Regions from separate parts of the Homo sapiens genome. Here region 2 is linked to region 1. Evidence: chromatin loops called from intact Hi-C (ENCODE). Cell type or tissue: PC-3. All regions are shown on one strand. Each heading gives the region's core, and the rest is flanking DNA. Links, peaks and the distances in the headings are about the cores only. Region 1 overlaps ERC2 (ELKS/RAB6-interacting/CAST family member 2). Region 2 overlaps ERC2 (ELKS/RAB6-interacting/CAST family member 2).

Region 1 (8,333 bases), core at 293-8,292:
CACTCCAGCCTGGGAGACAGTGAGACTCTGTCTCAAAAAAAAAAAAAAAAAAATCTAAGAAGAGAGAAAATACTTATCTCCAGAAGCAACAAGAACACATGATAGGAAAGGGAGAAACACACCTTGAATACTGTGGAACACATCTTGGTTTTGTGTGGCCTAAAGTTCGTACCATTTTAGAGGCCTTCTTTCAGAAAAAGAATACATAAATAATTGACTATTTCAAGCTTGATAAAAAGATACGGCCTTGTGAACATTTCACTGGGGCACCTCCCAGGGCCTTGGAAAAGTCAGCTTACCTGAGGTGCTCCAAACGTAAGCTCCATTATCTTCATGATAATAAGCCCTGTTATCTTATTTTTGAGATGGCATTTTCAAATTCCAATGAAAATAAAGTAAAACACTGTTAAAAAGCCCTTTACTGAAAAGAACTTGGTTTTAAGATGAGCCTGCCATAGCATATACAAGTCACAGGAAGACATCTCCCTAAACTGGATCTTAAGAAAGCTGTCATGTTCGGGAAAGAGATGCCCCCTCCTAGAAAAGGAGCCAGAGAGAGGCATTCTGGAGAATTTGAAACATGAAGGAACAATTTGATATCTCAAGTTTACTGACCAGAAGTGGCTCCAATGACAAGTGTTTACAACAGGATCTTCATAGAGCCAATAATGGCAATTAGTCTCCAGGATTTGAAGGCGCCCTTCCCGCCTCACTGAGGTGGAATGCCATTTACTCTTGGGCTGGTGACTAATTAGGGGTCTCGTTTGAAGATCAAGGTTTTGCGATTCCTGCTTCTTAATAACATGGTTTGCCTGTCGGCCACCTGGGTCCAGGCGAGACCTCCCTTTCCCTCTCCCCACACAGCAAGCACTGCCTTAGGCCAGAGCAAGTGTGGGCAGGAAACCACAGATCCAGCCTTTTGAGCAATTTAACCTCTTCACCGCCAAGATCCTACAACCCAGTGCTTGATTCAGCTGTGCAAAAATGGAGGCATTTGACCTTGTTTCTCAGGCAGGGCTGAAGGCTTGCCTGTGGTGCAAAGAAACCACCTTGGAGGTGAAATGCTATGCAGCATACTTTCTTGGAGAAGAAGAGAGAGAGAAAGACTCCACTTTTCCAGGTGAGTAGCTCATCAAGAGGCTGTCTGCATTTGCTTCAGGCTGGGCCATTTCCAGAACGCCTAATAGAAGTGACTGGCAAAAGAAGGGGGTAGGCAGAGCCCTGATGTAACTGCTCATGAGACCAAAGAGGCTGAGGTGCCTGCATCTTCAGACATCTTGCCAGGACCCCGTGGCCTTGCTATGTGAGGCTGGGCTGGGGCTACACTTTCTAAGACATGGTGGGGGAGAAGCCAAAACAGCAGGAAAAGTAAGCTGCAAAGAATTAAGCTTGTAACAACTTGGGCAAAGCACAAACAGTGACTGAGGTTGCTCCTTTGGCTGTTGACACACGCTGGCCTGGGTCGGTTGTGGTCACTAAACCCATTAGCGTTCCAATGTGGCAACAGCTAATGCAGCAAGTTCAATGTGTTTTTGTTTAATTTCTAAATGCTGGGTGTATGCCTGCAAGGATGGCCTGCTGAAGACAGACAACTCCACTGCCATAAACACAGTCATCATTGTCAGTGATCTGAAATTCATTTTTTAAACTATTTATTTCTTGGCAGATAGGGGCTAAATGGAGTTTTGCATTTCATGAACTATTTTTTAACTTCAACTTGCTACACACTTCTATGTGTTTTCTAAGCAACCACCAATTCAGAGTTTCCCCGCAACAAAAGGAAATAGTCTTCTCTGGGGGGAGGGGACCATTTTTGGTAGGGGAGAAGGGAAAAGGGAAACATAAACACAAACCAGCAACCAGCTGGGTGAAGTCAGGCCTTTTAACGATATGCTGCCTCTCTGGGCCCTAATCCTCACCTGCAAACAAAGGAACAGGAAGAATGCTACCTCGTTTTGGTCTGCAGAGTTGAAAGTGAAGTGGGTTCTTAAATGAGATACAAAGGCAGATTCAGTCTGGATTTTATATTGTCTTCAATCTTTGTTTATGAAAACTACAGGAATCCTTCCTTCCTTTCTCCTTTCCTTCCCACCCTCCCTTGCCCAACAGACCACCTTAAAGGGAAACAATAACATTCCCCTCCAAAGAATGAGGAGTTTGAGAAAAGCAAGCAGAGGTTATTTCAGTGGGAATCTGAGGCCAGTCACATTTGCACAGTGCCAAAAAGCAGACATACTCTCTGGTTTGAACTTATATTTAAATCCCATGCCAAAGCCTGCCCTTGTAGGTCTGCATGAAGCACAAGGGCCCAGGGCTGAAACCCTTGGTCTCCCATCTCCAGCTCCCACTCAGGGATATAAGTGAACTCTGTAAATGTCTCCACGTGTAACTGGGAGAGCTGTAACAATGGGCCTCCAAGATGGGCCCATTCTCCCATCTGTTATGGGGCTTCCAGCTATCATACATGTTTCCAACTTAGATGTAGACGTACCCTGAGAGGGAATTTCTGTGCTGCTTTTGTCCCTGGTCACTTTGAAGATTAAAGAGAGGAAAATGTGTTTTCATAATATGTGAACTGGCTGGAAGTTTCCCTATTAAATCCCAAAGTCCTGGCAGGCAGGGTTCAGGCTTAACTCCTCTAAGACTGGGTTGGCATCCAGGACTGAAGGCTAGGAAATGCCTTTGGGCAGACCTGGGCCAGAGACCAAGGGACTGGGGCATGACAAAGTGGTCACCTGAGGCATAATGCCAGTGGGTTCCGGGGGCACCCTTGAAGCCACTGCCAAAGCCCAATGCAGCAGGACTGCAGAGTCCCCTGGAAGACCCATGGATATACCAGTGGCCTCAGCTTTGCTACGGAGAACTTGCTTGGGAGCTAGTCCCTTGAGTGATATTGCAAAACTCTACAGAGATGTATGAAATTCCTGATCCGGGGTGCCAATCCATGAACAGAGATTCCTACTGCTGGAGGAGGCACATGGCTGGGTCTTCCTTCAGAGCTTTTGCATAGGTGTTCCCTCTCACTTGGGCACTTTCCCCATCATCCTTTATCTGGCTACCTTCTGCTTATCCTTGGATGTCAGCTTCAATACCACTTCTTCAGGGGAGCCTTCCTGACTTCCCTTCCTGGTCCAATCCTCTTGCCAAACACCGTCTTGACAATTTCTCCCCCCTCTCCCCATATGCACTCCTGCTTCTGGGCAACTTGGCATCAGACATTTGTGTTAGGATCTGATTAATGCCTGACTGCATCCTAGGCTGCGTTCATGAGGACAGGCTATGTGTGTCTTGCTCACTGAAGTGTTTCTTGTGTTCCTGCCACACAGTGGGCATGCAATAAATATTGAAGTAGGTGAAGAAGAGAGCTAACTAAGTTCATTGATGGTAACACACATTTATCAAATGCTGACTGTGTGCCAGGAATAGCCCCAAATGCTTCTGCAGCAGTGATTTTCAACCTCAGCACTACTGACATTTTGGACTAGATAATTTGTTGCTGCCATAAGCACTAAAAGTGAGAGCCGGAGACAGGGCCTAACAGGAGCTTCGTATGTGTAGACTACCTATTACTCCTTCCCCTTTCCATTTTGCTGACTTCAGGTAAGTCACTTAACCTCTCTGAGCCTCAGTTTTCTCATCTCCAAAGTGAAGATAGTAACTCTAACCTCTCCAGGTGGTTGAGAACATAAAACAAAATGAACTCTGCCTATAAAGTCCCTTACTAATGGCTGGCATATAACAGGAGTGCAATGAGAAGTAGTCCTTATTATCTCCCCCTCTATACTCGCCCATACAGCAGAGAGCTGGGCAATAGGACCAGCTTGATCCTGAGTGCAGAAATAACCACAGTGGGGTGTTCATGCCCAGGTTATGTATGGGCTTGGTCATCTTCATGAAAAGATGTGTGCACAGTAAAGAGAGAACACATCACTGGGGCCAGGAAGGAACAGTGGTAGAAGGAACCCCAAGCTTCCCCAAAACTGCAAATTCCCTGCCTCCAACCTGGGGCACCTCTGGCAGCCAGCCACGTTGGCAGCCTCGTACTTTCTCTTGGGCTCTTCCTGTTGGCATAGCCCACCCTGTTTTACAAAGCTCCAGTGGTTTTTTTTTTTTTTTTTTTTCATGGCTCCAGCTGTTAGATAAACTTTCAAGGATATTTCTGTGGCAGGTACAAACCTGGACAGGAAGACTTGGGAAGAAATCCTAAATTAATTATATGTCAACATTTAAGCCACAAGAAGGAGCAGTTGTCATAAATTTTTGGAAGGTTAAAATCCAATTTTAGTTGTAAATGTGAGCAAGCTCACTGACTCACTTGTGAACGGGTGCCAACAAAATGATATATTTTACATTCTTTCACAGCTTGTTTTGGCTAAACACAATGAAAAAAGAGAGAGAGAGAGGAATTACAGTTTTTATTCTTCAGTGGGCTGAGGTGTTCAATCATGCACAAAAGCTACATGTGCCAAAGCAGAAGAAATTAGCTGAGTTTATCCATATTTTTGGGTGCCTTCCACCTTTATAGAGAAAGGAAATGGAGCTGAAAACTCAAAAGACGGCCACAGGTACCGCAGTTGGTCATCGTTAGTGCTGATGGCCCAAGGCTGGACATTCCTGATGACAAATCAAGACTCCTCCAGGAACTACCCTCATGGTTTATCCTCAGTCCTGACCAAACCCTGGCACACTAACAATTTCTAAAGCATCATTTCTCTGAGTATTGGCTTGGGTTGAATGCAATGGTAGGGTGTCAAGAGCAGGAAGGCAGAAGAATTTCCTTTAATTTTCACAAAATTAGGAAGGTGGCTGGGATACAGTTATAATTTTTGCCTATTTTCTCATTCATTCATGCATTCATTCAGTTCTTCAATTCAACAAGCAATCATTTTTGCCAGCCATGGGCCAGGACTGGGGATTTGAGGGGGAGTAGGACATAAACCCTAATCTGGGAGACTTGCAGCCAGGTCAGGGGCACAGATGGGTAAGAAGACAACTGAAATACAATGTGATGTGTGAGTTCATGGGGGCCCAGGATGCCCCGAGACACCTCATATGGTGTCAGAGAGGGCCAGCAAACATTCCTCATAGAAGATGACTTCCAGGTTGAGATGTGAGGGGTGGTGAGTAGGAGCTACCGAGTGGAAGAGGGAAGAGAGGAACCATCTGAGCAGAAAGCAGCATGTGGTAAGGCCTGAAATAGAGCCAGGCCAAAGCTGACCCAGTGAACCTCAAGCACCAAGGACACAACATGGAATGGGAAGGGGGGAGTAGCAGAGTCAGGGCAGAGATGCAAGCAAGGCCAGGCCACGTGGGACTTTATGGCTACATTAAGGAGACTAGATGCTGCCTTCAGGCAGTGGGACACCATGGAAGGGGAGTGACCTGGCCAGATGTGTGACTTCAGGGCAAAGTGGAAGCTGGGTGGAGGCAGGTGGGGACTACATAACCTTTCCTTAAGGGAAGAACAATTCCTTGGGTGGTGTCAGTTGAACTCTGTCCCCTAAAAAGATATTTTCAAGTCCTAACCGCTAGTAAATGTGAATGTGACCTTGTTTGGAAATAGGGTCTTTGCAGATATATTTGAATTAAGATAAGGTTATACTGAATTAGGATAGGCCTTAATCCAATGACTGGTGTTCTTAGAAGAGGAAAAATTGGACACAGAGACACAGAATACATACAGGGAGAAGGCCATGGGGTGATGGAAGCAGAGGGTGGAGCAATGCATCTATAAACCAAGGAATGCCAAGGGTACCAGCAACCACCAGAAGCTCGGAAGAGGCAAGGAAGGGTCTCCCCTAGAGGCTTCGAAGAGGGAATGGCCCTGCCAGCACCTTGATTTTGGACTTCTGGCCTCCAGAACCATGAAAGAATAAATTTCTGTTGTTTTAAGCCAACCAGTTTGTGGTACTTTGTTACAGAACCCCTAGGAAACTAATACAGGAGTCATGGTGGAGTTCTGCTGCACTGCTCCCAATAAAACTGAAACTCCAGGCAGCCTTGGTGCTGAAACCATGGGGGTCCATTTGGGAGAGGGTCATCTGAGATCCAAGAAGCATCTCCTCTTGCTTCTGTCTCCCTTTGACCTGGTTGAGCAACTTGTGCTCAAAGGCCCGCGTCGTGGCTCTCCCAAGGGTGGCTGTCCGTGAGAGAGTTAGCACCAAAAGTCAATATTTGTCCACAGGCAACAGTTGTGTTTGCACTATGAAAGCCCCAACAGGTTTTTTCAGAGATTTCAATTGGCCATGAAGTAACTCTGTCCCAAGGAAACCCCTGAAGATGAGCCAGGAGGGACAAAAGTCCCAAACAGTAGGCTCTGGCAGGCAGCATCACAGGAAGCACGAGGGGACTCGTCCCCGGGCCAGGGTCTTCACGGGGCCTTGGTGCACAATCGCTGTGCTTGTGCTGCTGCTGGGGTTGGACTTCCTCATGCAGCTCAGCCAAAGCCTCCTGGCCCTCCCTTGGTGCTGATCAGCTGTTCCCAGCTGGAAGCAGCAATGTCATCCTCTTCCCAGGACTCCAGCTGACACAGCTGATGGGTCTGCAGGCCAGCAGGAGCACACGTGTCTCCACACCTCCTTTGGGAGGAAGGGATGTCCTGGCCACCCCAGTTCTGGCCTGGATGGGGGCAGGAGAGTCAGGAAGTATCCACATGGCTATTCAGTGCCTAGCACAGTGCCTGGCACTAGGAGGTTCTTAATAAATGAATCAGTGAATGAATGAAGACCTTGGGCTCTTTAATCCAACTGAATTTGAGTCCAATCGTGGCTTAGCCCATGATTAGCTATGCAACCTTGAACAAGAAACTGCACTTTTCTGGGCCTCCACTGCCCCATCTGTCAGACGGAGATAGTAAAAATATCTAAAGCATAGAGGTGTTGAGAGAAATAGCATAGACCAGACATGTTAGTGCTTAGTGGGGGGCCTCACAGTCTTAAGGGCTCAATAAATATTAGTCAATATGACTATCATTTTTATTGTGGAGTTGTATGCCAGTGTAAAAGAAGTGTTCATATTTGCCAGCTCTAGACTTGGGGGAAAAGGATGAGAGAAGAGAACGTAGCGAAATCCTCTTAAGACTCCAGTTCACAAACCCTTTGCTATTACCTTGATCTCAACTGACCGTCATGACAACTCTGTGACATAGGGCAAGGGTTGTCATCTCCACTTCTGATAAGAGAATCTGAAGTTCAGGGCAATTAAGTAACTTAGGCAAACACTTTTCAGTGATAAGTAGCAGAGCAAAACCCCAACCCAGAAGTCTTCCCATGACATCACAACAAAGTACAGAGGCATGCCATACCTCCTCCTGGAATGAATGAATGAATGAGAAACTCAATCGCAAAATGATTCTCAGGTATAGGTGGGAAAGAAAATAAGAGCTAAAAACTATAGGATGGAAGCATCAGAGACTTGGGCACTATTTCATGCGTGGGTTTGGGCAGTCAACTCCCCTTTTCTGATCTCTGTCTCTCAATCTCTTCTAGTTCTCAAATCCTAGGAGGAGGCAATAGGGTAGAGTCAGGGTAGAGTCAGAGGCCACTCCTCAGCTGTGATTTAATGTCCTGAGCCTCAGTTTCCTTACCTGTCCAATAAAGATAGTAACACCCCACAGGCTTCCTTGGAGGATCAGGGGTAATATGTACATGAAAGGGCTTCATAAGCAGCACTGATATTAAAAAGGATGAAGCAAAATATGATGGCAGATTGGAAAAAAGAACCTGAAGGAAATGGCCCAAGATAAAAATGCATTAATATTAACCAACAGGTTCCTTTAGAACAACAAAGCAATGAAACAATAATTTTAGAGAAACAAAACCCTGCCTAGGAACAGCCTGCCAGAGGGAGCGGAAATGAAGGCACAACCAAGTGGCCCTTGGCTTACCTATCTGGAAAATAACAAGATGAAAAAGATTCTTTGTAAACTAATATTTGTAAAAGCCCCACTGGGCTTTCTGCCTGCACAGACTGCCTATTATCTTGGCAAAGGATGAAAACAAGTGAATTCTTATTTAAAATGAGTATGAAGCAAATTCAGGTAAATGTTATCGGCATCATCATGAGCTGCCATTCGCTGAATACCTACTATGTGCTGGGCACTGAGCCAGGGACTGTGCATAGATACTTTATTTGACAAAAAAAAAAATTTTAGCACTCTCACAAGGCAGGCATAATATTCAATCATTCATATATTCATAAATGTTCATGTTTCTTTGTTCAACAGATATTTCTTGAGCATCCATTGTGTGCAGGTATGGTACTGTCTGGTACAGACACAAGGATAAACAAGGTCTAGTCCTTTTCTGTAAGACAAGTCATTTCTGACTTGTTGA
Region 2 (8,333 bases), core at 260-8,259, 73 kb after region 1:
GAAAGTCAAGTCCATTTAGCATGTGCCTCACTGATGACACCTTTCCTCCCCTAGTAATATCCCTGTCTCCCCACTTTTCCACTTGGTGGTGGGGCAGGTACTTTTATGGGCCAATGAATTCCTCCTTATACTTCTCCCATTTCCTCCAGGGCCAAATATCTGAATCCTCTTGCTTTTGTATCTGAAGACTCAACCTCTTCTGGCTCCCTCCTCTTGGTCCACAAAGAGGCCCCATTCTCCCCTGTCTAAAAACTCTTTCTACTCTGGAGCCACCTCTTTCTCATTCCTCCATGTCTGTGGCCTTCACCCCTTCTTCTCTCAAGTATTCCTCGACTCTCCATCTTTTACCATCACAGTGATACTGTGTCAGATGCCAGCATTGACCCTTCAGTGCCAGAAGTTACGGTCCTGCCCAGCCTTCTTCATCCTCACCCTCACTTTCATGCTCAAAGCAGTGACCTTCCTCCTGTGCCTGGAACTGTCTCCCTCTTTTACTTCTGTGACACAACACTCAGATTTTTCCCCACCCTTGCTGTTGGCACCTTTTTTCCTCCTGTATTGTCTTCTTTGAGTTCCTTACTTATATATGCAAATGACTACAGAAAGAAGAGTTGGTAAAGAGATGGCAGATACATGTTCAAGGAAAGACAGAAGAACATCAAAGTGTGCGGTGTCCTAAAGTATCTTTAGGATGGAGATAGATGGCAACAGGATTACATGACTCAGAATAACACTGTTTAACTTTTTAGAAGACAAATCTAGGCCTGAAAACACAATTGCCTGAATGAACTGGGCTTTTGTGGTTTGCTGCCTATAACAGAATTTTGCTAAGAAAGAATCTCCTAGTGGCTGAAAGTGCCCAAATAGAAACTGGGAGATTATAGAGCAGGTAGTTTTATTGTTATTATTATTATTATTATTTGAGATGGAGTCTTGATCTGTCACCCAGGATGGAGTATAGTGGCGCGATTTTGACTCACTGCAACCTCCGCACCCTGGGTTCATGTGATTCTCCTGTCTCAGCCTCCCAAGTAGCTGGGACTACAGGCATTGTGCCACCACACATGGTTAATTTTTTGCATTTTTAGTAGAGATGGGGTTTTACCATTTTGGCCGAGCTGGTCTCAAACTCCTTACCTCAGGCGTTCCACTGACCTTGGCCTCCTAAAGTGCTAGGATTACAGGCATGAGCCACTGCGCCTGGCCAGTCAGGTAGTTACAGATAACTCTGCTTCTTCTTGAGTTCTTTGATTACATGATAACCTTTCTCAGTCTTTTTCAAAACCCCAACTGTCACCACCACCAGCATTATCCTCATCACCATCACCATCAACACTCTTACCACTACCCTCCCCCCACCATAATCATCCTCATCTTCACCACCATAATTCCCACCACTACCTTCATCATCACTGTCAAATGCCATTGAATGGTCCCCTACTAAGAACCAGGTTCTGTGCTGAGCCCTTCATATATATTCTCTCTCTTCATGTTCATATCAACTCTGAAAAGTCAGTTTATAATTTCAGTTTTATAGATGAGAAAACCAAAACTCAGAAAGGTTCATTAACTTGCTTAGAAGGACCCAGCAGTTTAAAATGTGTTCCCTACTAATATACACAAGAGAGTTTATTAATCCAAAATCAAGATATCTGTTTAAATGTCAACCAAAAGATTGAGGTAAAAAAGACATTGATATGACTTGCTTATCTTTAACAGGAGACACTGAAACTAAATAGTGGTTTAATAGCTTCTCCTCAGCATTCTGTCTCCTAATGGACTTTGCAGGACTATTTTAGGTTGAAATTTTTCCTGTCCAGTACCAAAGCTCTTCAAAGATTCTATTCCCATCCCTTACCCTTTTGGGAGACGGTCAGGGAGAGAGAGGGAGGTGTAAAATCCCTCTTACAAATCCTTTTCCAAAAATCTTTGGCTGAACAAAGACTTTCCCATTTAAGAGCAGGTGACAGAAAGATTTCTCCCATAGGCAGCGCATTAAGGCTCTCTGCAGAAGTAAACAAATCTGTTATGATGAAAGCCGGACATTCCTCAGAGCCAGGATCTAATGAAAATGTCAGTGTTTTATGCAGTTTAAAAACTGACAATTCAACAGTTTTACAGGAGCTATTTAATGTTTATCATCACTTACAAGGGCTCAAATGCAGACAAAGGGAAGGGCAACTAAAGAAACCAAGTGGATCTTTGCTTGGAAGCCGCCATGTTATCTATAAACCATGAGAGTATGGCAGTTTATAAATTACCAGGCAGCCTCAGGCAATAAAGTGTAGGTCTTAGCAAATGAAAGTTGGAAATCCACACTCCAAGATACAATCATCATAGTGACCATGCTCTGCACTTTCATTTACACCTCACCCCATTAAAGACCCAACCACTGGGGAGTGAGGATACTAGAGAAAGCCCTTAAACTAACCTAAGGTGATCCATTAAAAGCTTCTGAGTTCTTGCCAAATTGTGCTTTAGATACTATCAAAACCACTAAGAACAGAGAAATAGAATATGTAACTCCCAAACCAGTAGGGGGAAAATAGAAATAAAGAAAGCACAGTCAATTCAAATAGGACATTAAAGGAGAGGAGGGGAAAAAAGGAGAAGGGAACAAAAGAACCATAATAAGAGAACATGCGAAATAAGAAGAGTAGGTCCAAATAGATTAGTTACAATAAATACAAATAGCTTAAATTCACCCATTAAAAGACAGAGATGCTGGGTGTGATTGCTCACATCTATAATCCCAGCACTTTGGGAAGCAGAGGCAGGAGGATTGCTTGAGCCCAGGAGTTCAAGACCAGCCTGGGCAACATAGTGAGACCCCATCTCTACAGAAAACAAAATTAGCTTGGCATGGTGACATATGCCTGTGGTCCCAGCAACTTGGGAGGCTGAGGTTAGAGGATCACTTGAGCCCAGGAGTTCAAGGTTACAGCGAGCTGTGATTATGCCATGCACTCCAGCCAGGGTTATTGAGCAAGATCCTGTCTCTGAAAATAAAATAAAGTCAGTAAAAAAATTAAATCTAGTTTTATGTTGCTTTTAAAATGGAAAATGGACCAGTGACACACAAAGGCTAAAAATAAAAGGTTGGAAGAAATATGCACTTGCACACAGGAACAGAAATGTAAAGGCAAGAGCATTAGTACAGATGAAGAAGATTATTAATGAAAGATAAGAACAACCTACCAGGAGCTATAACATTAGATGATGACATTTTATACAATTAAAAGTATATCCTAGATAGAGAGAAAACAAAAAATGACTGAATCCATAATGATTATGAGGATTTTAATGCTTATCTCTCAGAAACTGAGCAGTTACCAGCTAAAACATTAATAGAGATTTAGAAGATTTATTAGATAACTTATAAGCTTCATCTAAAGAATATACAAAGAACATGCACCCAAAGAGAGAATTCTCTTCAAGTACATATGAAATATTTATAAAAAAATTGAACATGTGCTTGGTTACTTAGAAATCTGAATAAAATACAAGAAGCATTATTATGTACTTGATATCTGCACTTCTGTGTTAAAAGAAGAATGATTTGGCCGGGCGCGGTGGCTCACGCCTGTAATCCCAGCACTTTGGGAGGCCGAGGTGGGCGGATCACGAGGTCAGGAGATCGAGACCATCCTGACTAACATGGTGAAACCCCATCTCTACAAAAAATACAAAAAATTAGCCGGGTGTGGTGGCAGGTGCCTATAGTTCCAGCCACTTGAGAGGCTGAGGCAGGAGAACGGCATGAACCCAGGAGGTGGAGCTTGCAGTGAGCCCAGACCGCGCCACTGCACTCCAGCCTGGGTGACAGAGTGAGACTCCAACTCAAAAAAAAAAAAAAAATGATTTTAGAACCTTACACATCAAGGCCAATCCACCCAGTTTCCACCCAGCCTAGAAAATAGTCCTCATTTTCTGAGGCTTGTCTTGGTGTTACCTCCTCAGAAAAATCTTCTCGGGTCACCTTAAGTCCGGTAGTTCTTCTCATTCCCAGTGACTCCTTAATAACTCTACTGTACTTTTCTTCATGCAACTTACTAGTTTCTGAAGTCATCCTATTTGTTACTAGTTCACTGCCTTCCTGGCCCCACCCTTTGAAATATAATGTATTTGCAACATCTAGCTCCTGGAATGGAGCCTGGAACAGAGTAGGCATCAATGAACATGTGCTGATGAAAGCCTGACTTGGCACCCTACAGTGACCCTAGCCCTTCATAGAGATATAGACCTTGCCCCTAGAATAGATCACATTACATCAGGATTACTTGTGTTACAATCTCAGTAAGAGTTAGTGAGTTTGTCATCATATCCACTTACATAATAGACGGTAAATAAATGACTAAACTATGTCCTTCCCCATGCACCAAAAGAAGCCACACCTTGGGAAGCCACATCGCCTGCTTACAGCCACATCTTGCTAACGACAGAGCCTGATTTCTGACTGCGAGCATTACTCTGCTCCTCCACATGGCCTCCATGTCCCCTGCAACACAACCTATTATGCGTGGAGGCTGCAAGGACAGAGAAGACAACTTGCAAATGTCTTTTTCAGCAAATTCAGTGTTTCTGTTACTATTATATAGATACTAGCTTTTGCCAAATCTATTAAAATTGACTCAAATTATCATTTCTTATAATAACTGCATGTCTGCATAAGGACTGCATTGTCCAATTAAAGAAACAAAGAAAATAATAGTTCATTGACTCAAAATCAGCTGTGTGGCCATATTATCAGCCCAATAGTTAAAGAAGGAGGAATCACTGTGTGACCTTGGACAAGTTGCTTAATGGCTGAATTCTCAAGTTTCCACATCCATGAAATGCTCATAACATTAGTGCTGACTATGCAGGCTGCTATGAAGACTAATTAGATTACTCCATTAAAGCACTGAACATAGTACATGTGTCCCAATGAGCTCGATAAATGTCACTAGCATTTCAGACACCTGCATAGTCAACTTGATTCTTTTGCACTGCTTTGCAAGCTTTGCTCGAGAAACTGGTTTTTGATCACCTGCCTTCCATAGCCCTTCCAGAGATGCACCACTGTTATGGAATGAATCTTAATGTTCCTTTGAATCTGATTAAATCCATTCCTCCCTGTTACAGTGGACCTAGAAAAATCCTGGCCAATGCCAGATGTATTTGTTGGATGGCCTTTTTACCGAAGATTTCAGGAAGATGGGGCTGCTGTAGGGGCAGTCAAGATCACAGCATTGATTAACAAAGGGGCAGATTGTCTGGGGAACATTCTTCTTTGACCTAACCCTTCTTCCTCAGAAGGAGCTATGCTAGAATAGAAAGTTTCCACCACAGACATCTGCTTGCCAGATCTGTCCCAACACTGTAGCCACTGGTGAGAGCCATCAGGCAGTACAGATTTTCCCTTGGATTGGCAGCTACTTGAAGAAGGGCACAAGTAGGCTTCAAATTTATCATGGAAGACAGGAGCAGTACAATTTTGGCAAGGACTCCCTTCAAACATCAAAAACTTTTGCAGACTCCTCCACCTAAGTGTAATTTTATTTCTCTTCAAATAAATGGCTGTTGAATAAATGACTAATAACTATAACCTCCCCTGTGTGCCAGAAGAAGCCTGACACCTTGGGAAGCCACGTTGCCTGCTTACAGCCACATCTTGCTATGGACTGAGCCTGATTCCTGACTGTAAGCACTACTCTGCTCCTCCACGTCCCCTGCAACACATCCTATGAAGCATGGAGACTGCAAAGGAAGACAGAGAAGACAACTTGATACCTGATGATCGACAGCTACTAGGAATTCAGTAATGTTCTGAAATGCTAATGTATTTAAATTAAGTAATGTTTTTAAATTTTAGAACTCATAATAGTGTCTATGCACACACCAGAGAAATTATCACACATGTATTTATGAGGCATTCTATTCTGGATCATGGTTCATTATGTGTGTGTGTTTGTGTTTTTGCAGATTTGAGGACTCCCAAAGGTCCTTAGTCCACAGATAAGGAGATAAGTCATGGAAAATGTAGAACTTGTTCCTTTTAAACTGGAGTTTTTAAACTTCAGCACTAAATCAATAGTGCTATGCTATAGAAAAGGAAGAGTGACTACAGTCATCTATAGTAAGAAATTCTCAGTTGGAATATTCATGCTCAATATGTGTAACATTTTGATCAGGTTGAAGATAATGACAATTTTTTCTACCAAATTATTTATTTTCACCTCAAGGTTGATCTTTAAAATTGAGTCTTGTGGATGAATAACGCCTTGGACTGGTAGAAGATCCAAGTTCTACTTTCATTTTCACCAGGAACTAACAACATAACCTTTGACAAATCATATCGCTCTCTGGGCCTCAGTTTCCTATCAGTGAAAAAGCTCATGTGAGGCACCGAGGCAGAAGACTATAGACAGGACAGAAAATGGAAGGGAATTGACCACCCAGCAAAAATGCAGTAATGGAATCAAAGCCAGCATTAGAAGTAGCAAGGAGCTGAATCACTGCTCTAGAAAATATCATCAGAAAAATAGGCTGTAATCTTGTGAAGTTATCCCAGAATATAGAGATGTAATCTGTAAGGGACAACATGATAGATATGGGAATTACATAGTGAGAACCTGAGGATAATAGATGCTCTAGAAAAAAAGACCAAAAACTAAGAAAGGGAGCAATAAATTAATGCAATGAAACACATATATGGCAGGTTAAAAGGGCTTACCAGAAAAATGTAAAAGAGGTAAGCAGTAGAAATAATCTGGCACAATTGTTGACTTGTTGATGTAAAGAAAAAACAATCTATAAGGATCTGGAAAGAAAATAACAGGCTGTCTTTAAGAGCACACATCAAGATGGGCCTCAAGAAGTACCCACCCATAGAAGTACCTCTCTGTCATCGTGCAGAAGATGGGGGAAACATTCACGTCTGCCATCTTCTCCCCACCACTCAAGTCCCATTTTTTGTTGATTTATTTGGATTTTCAGATCAAGACATTATTTCTGGTTTTTGCATTATACCCCTTTGAAAAGCCTCTTTTGACATGTGTGCTCTTCACTGATTCCAGTATATGACAGTGGCTTGTGATGCTCAACACCAATTCAGGAAGAGGAATAGAAGCCTAGAAGAGTGCTGTTGGGGGCAGAACACTTGTCCCAGAGAGCAGGGGAGCTCTGCACAAGCTTCAGTGCAGGCCTTTGGAAGTTGTCTGTGTGGACACGGCCTCTGCGCCTCACCTAGAGCCATTAAGTCAGAATCCCTAATGCAGTGCCTGGGCAAGTACCCACGTGGTTCTTATTGGCAGCCTGGGTGATGAGCTGCTGATGTCGCTCCTACTGGCCCTGCCATGTGGCATCTGGATGAGGAGCTGGGGAGGCAAATCTGGGCATCATTAATACCTGCTGCTGGCCATGGCAAGCTCGCCACAGGCCCTCTTCTGCAGTGCCAAAGCAGGTTCGCACACCATGCGGACGGGGGCTGGGGGTAACACAAACGAAGGAAGTGAGGCAGATGTGAGGAAGGCCACATTGGTGACCAGTAAACTGGAGAGGGCTGGCTGGACAAAGGAGATTGCTGGGGCAATCTCGTGGGAATATAGCTCGCTATAACCAGATCATCTGTTTTTTTCCAAAAACCCAGAAAGCCAGAATCGTATATTATATTTTCCGGTTTTTGGAACACTCTGAGCCAAACAAAATGCCATCTAGGCAGAACTGGCTTATAAGCTCCATATGTGACTCCAGGCTTAAATTCTTCATGTCCACAGAAATTGCCCTTTTATTTTAATCAAAAAAGTCCTCCTCAGAAACAGGTCAGGCCTTTCTCAGCAAGTAGAAACCTAGGTGCTCCAAATGACTATCTTCATTAATTTGTTAATTGTTTAAAAAGCTACTCAGACTGCCCTGAAGTTCAGCTGCTCCCTGTCATTTCACATTCACACTGGTTGTGTGCAAACAACCAGCGAGCTGTCCTTCGGCACTGTAAAATGCCACGAGTCCAGGAAACAAGTGCTTCCTGCCTATGGGAGAGCTCTGCCCCTCTGAAGAGAAGCAGACACATTCAGAGCTGGTAGCCTGGACTATCACTCCTAAATAAGAGAAGGATAAAGAGCCGGGGAGCCGGGTGCGGTGGTTTATGTCTGTAAGCACTTTGGGAGGCTGAGGCAAGAGAATCCCTTGAACACAGGAGGTCGAGGCTGCAGTGAGCCATGTTCACACCACTGCACTCTAGACTGGGCTACACAGTGAGTCAGATCCTATCTCAAACAACAAACAAACAAATATTCGGGCCTCTGGAAAAGTCCATCGGACAGGAACACAAAGGGATCCAGATGCCAGAGTAA

The links. A loop is a pair of places that touch in the nucleus more often than their neighbours do. Peaks named below come from ENCODE experiments on the same cell type or tissue, not always from the same donor. Only the 100,000 strongest peaks of a DNase experiment are listed, where the experiment ranks them.
Region 2: it touches region 1 in a loop (4-fold over the local background); 3 of 110 quality-filtered maps call a loop at or near these places.

Annotation. Positions count from the first base shown.
Region 1 is chr3:55,520,400-55,528,732 of GRCh38, forward strand. All of the region lies in intron 17 of ERC2 (ELKS/RAB6-interacting/CAST family member 2), which reads right to left. Among named protein-coding and RNA genes, the nearest start is that of WNT5A-AS1, 37 kb to the left of the region's middle. In PC-3, for the core only: a CTCF peak has its summit at 4,200; DNase peaks (open chromatin) are centred at 4,312 and 4,612; H3K4me3 peaks cover 891 bases; H3K27ac peaks cover 3,123 bases.
Region 2 is chr3:55,593,578-55,601,910 of GRCh38, forward strand. All of the region lies in intron 17 of ERC2 (ELKS/RAB6-interacting/CAST family member 2), which reads right to left. Among named protein-coding and RNA genes, the nearest start is that of ERC2-AS1, 9.9 kb to the right of the region's middle. In PC-3, for the core only: no CTCF peak of the experiment used is centred there; a DNase peak (open chromatin) is centred at 4,244; H3K27ac peaks cover 1,159 bases.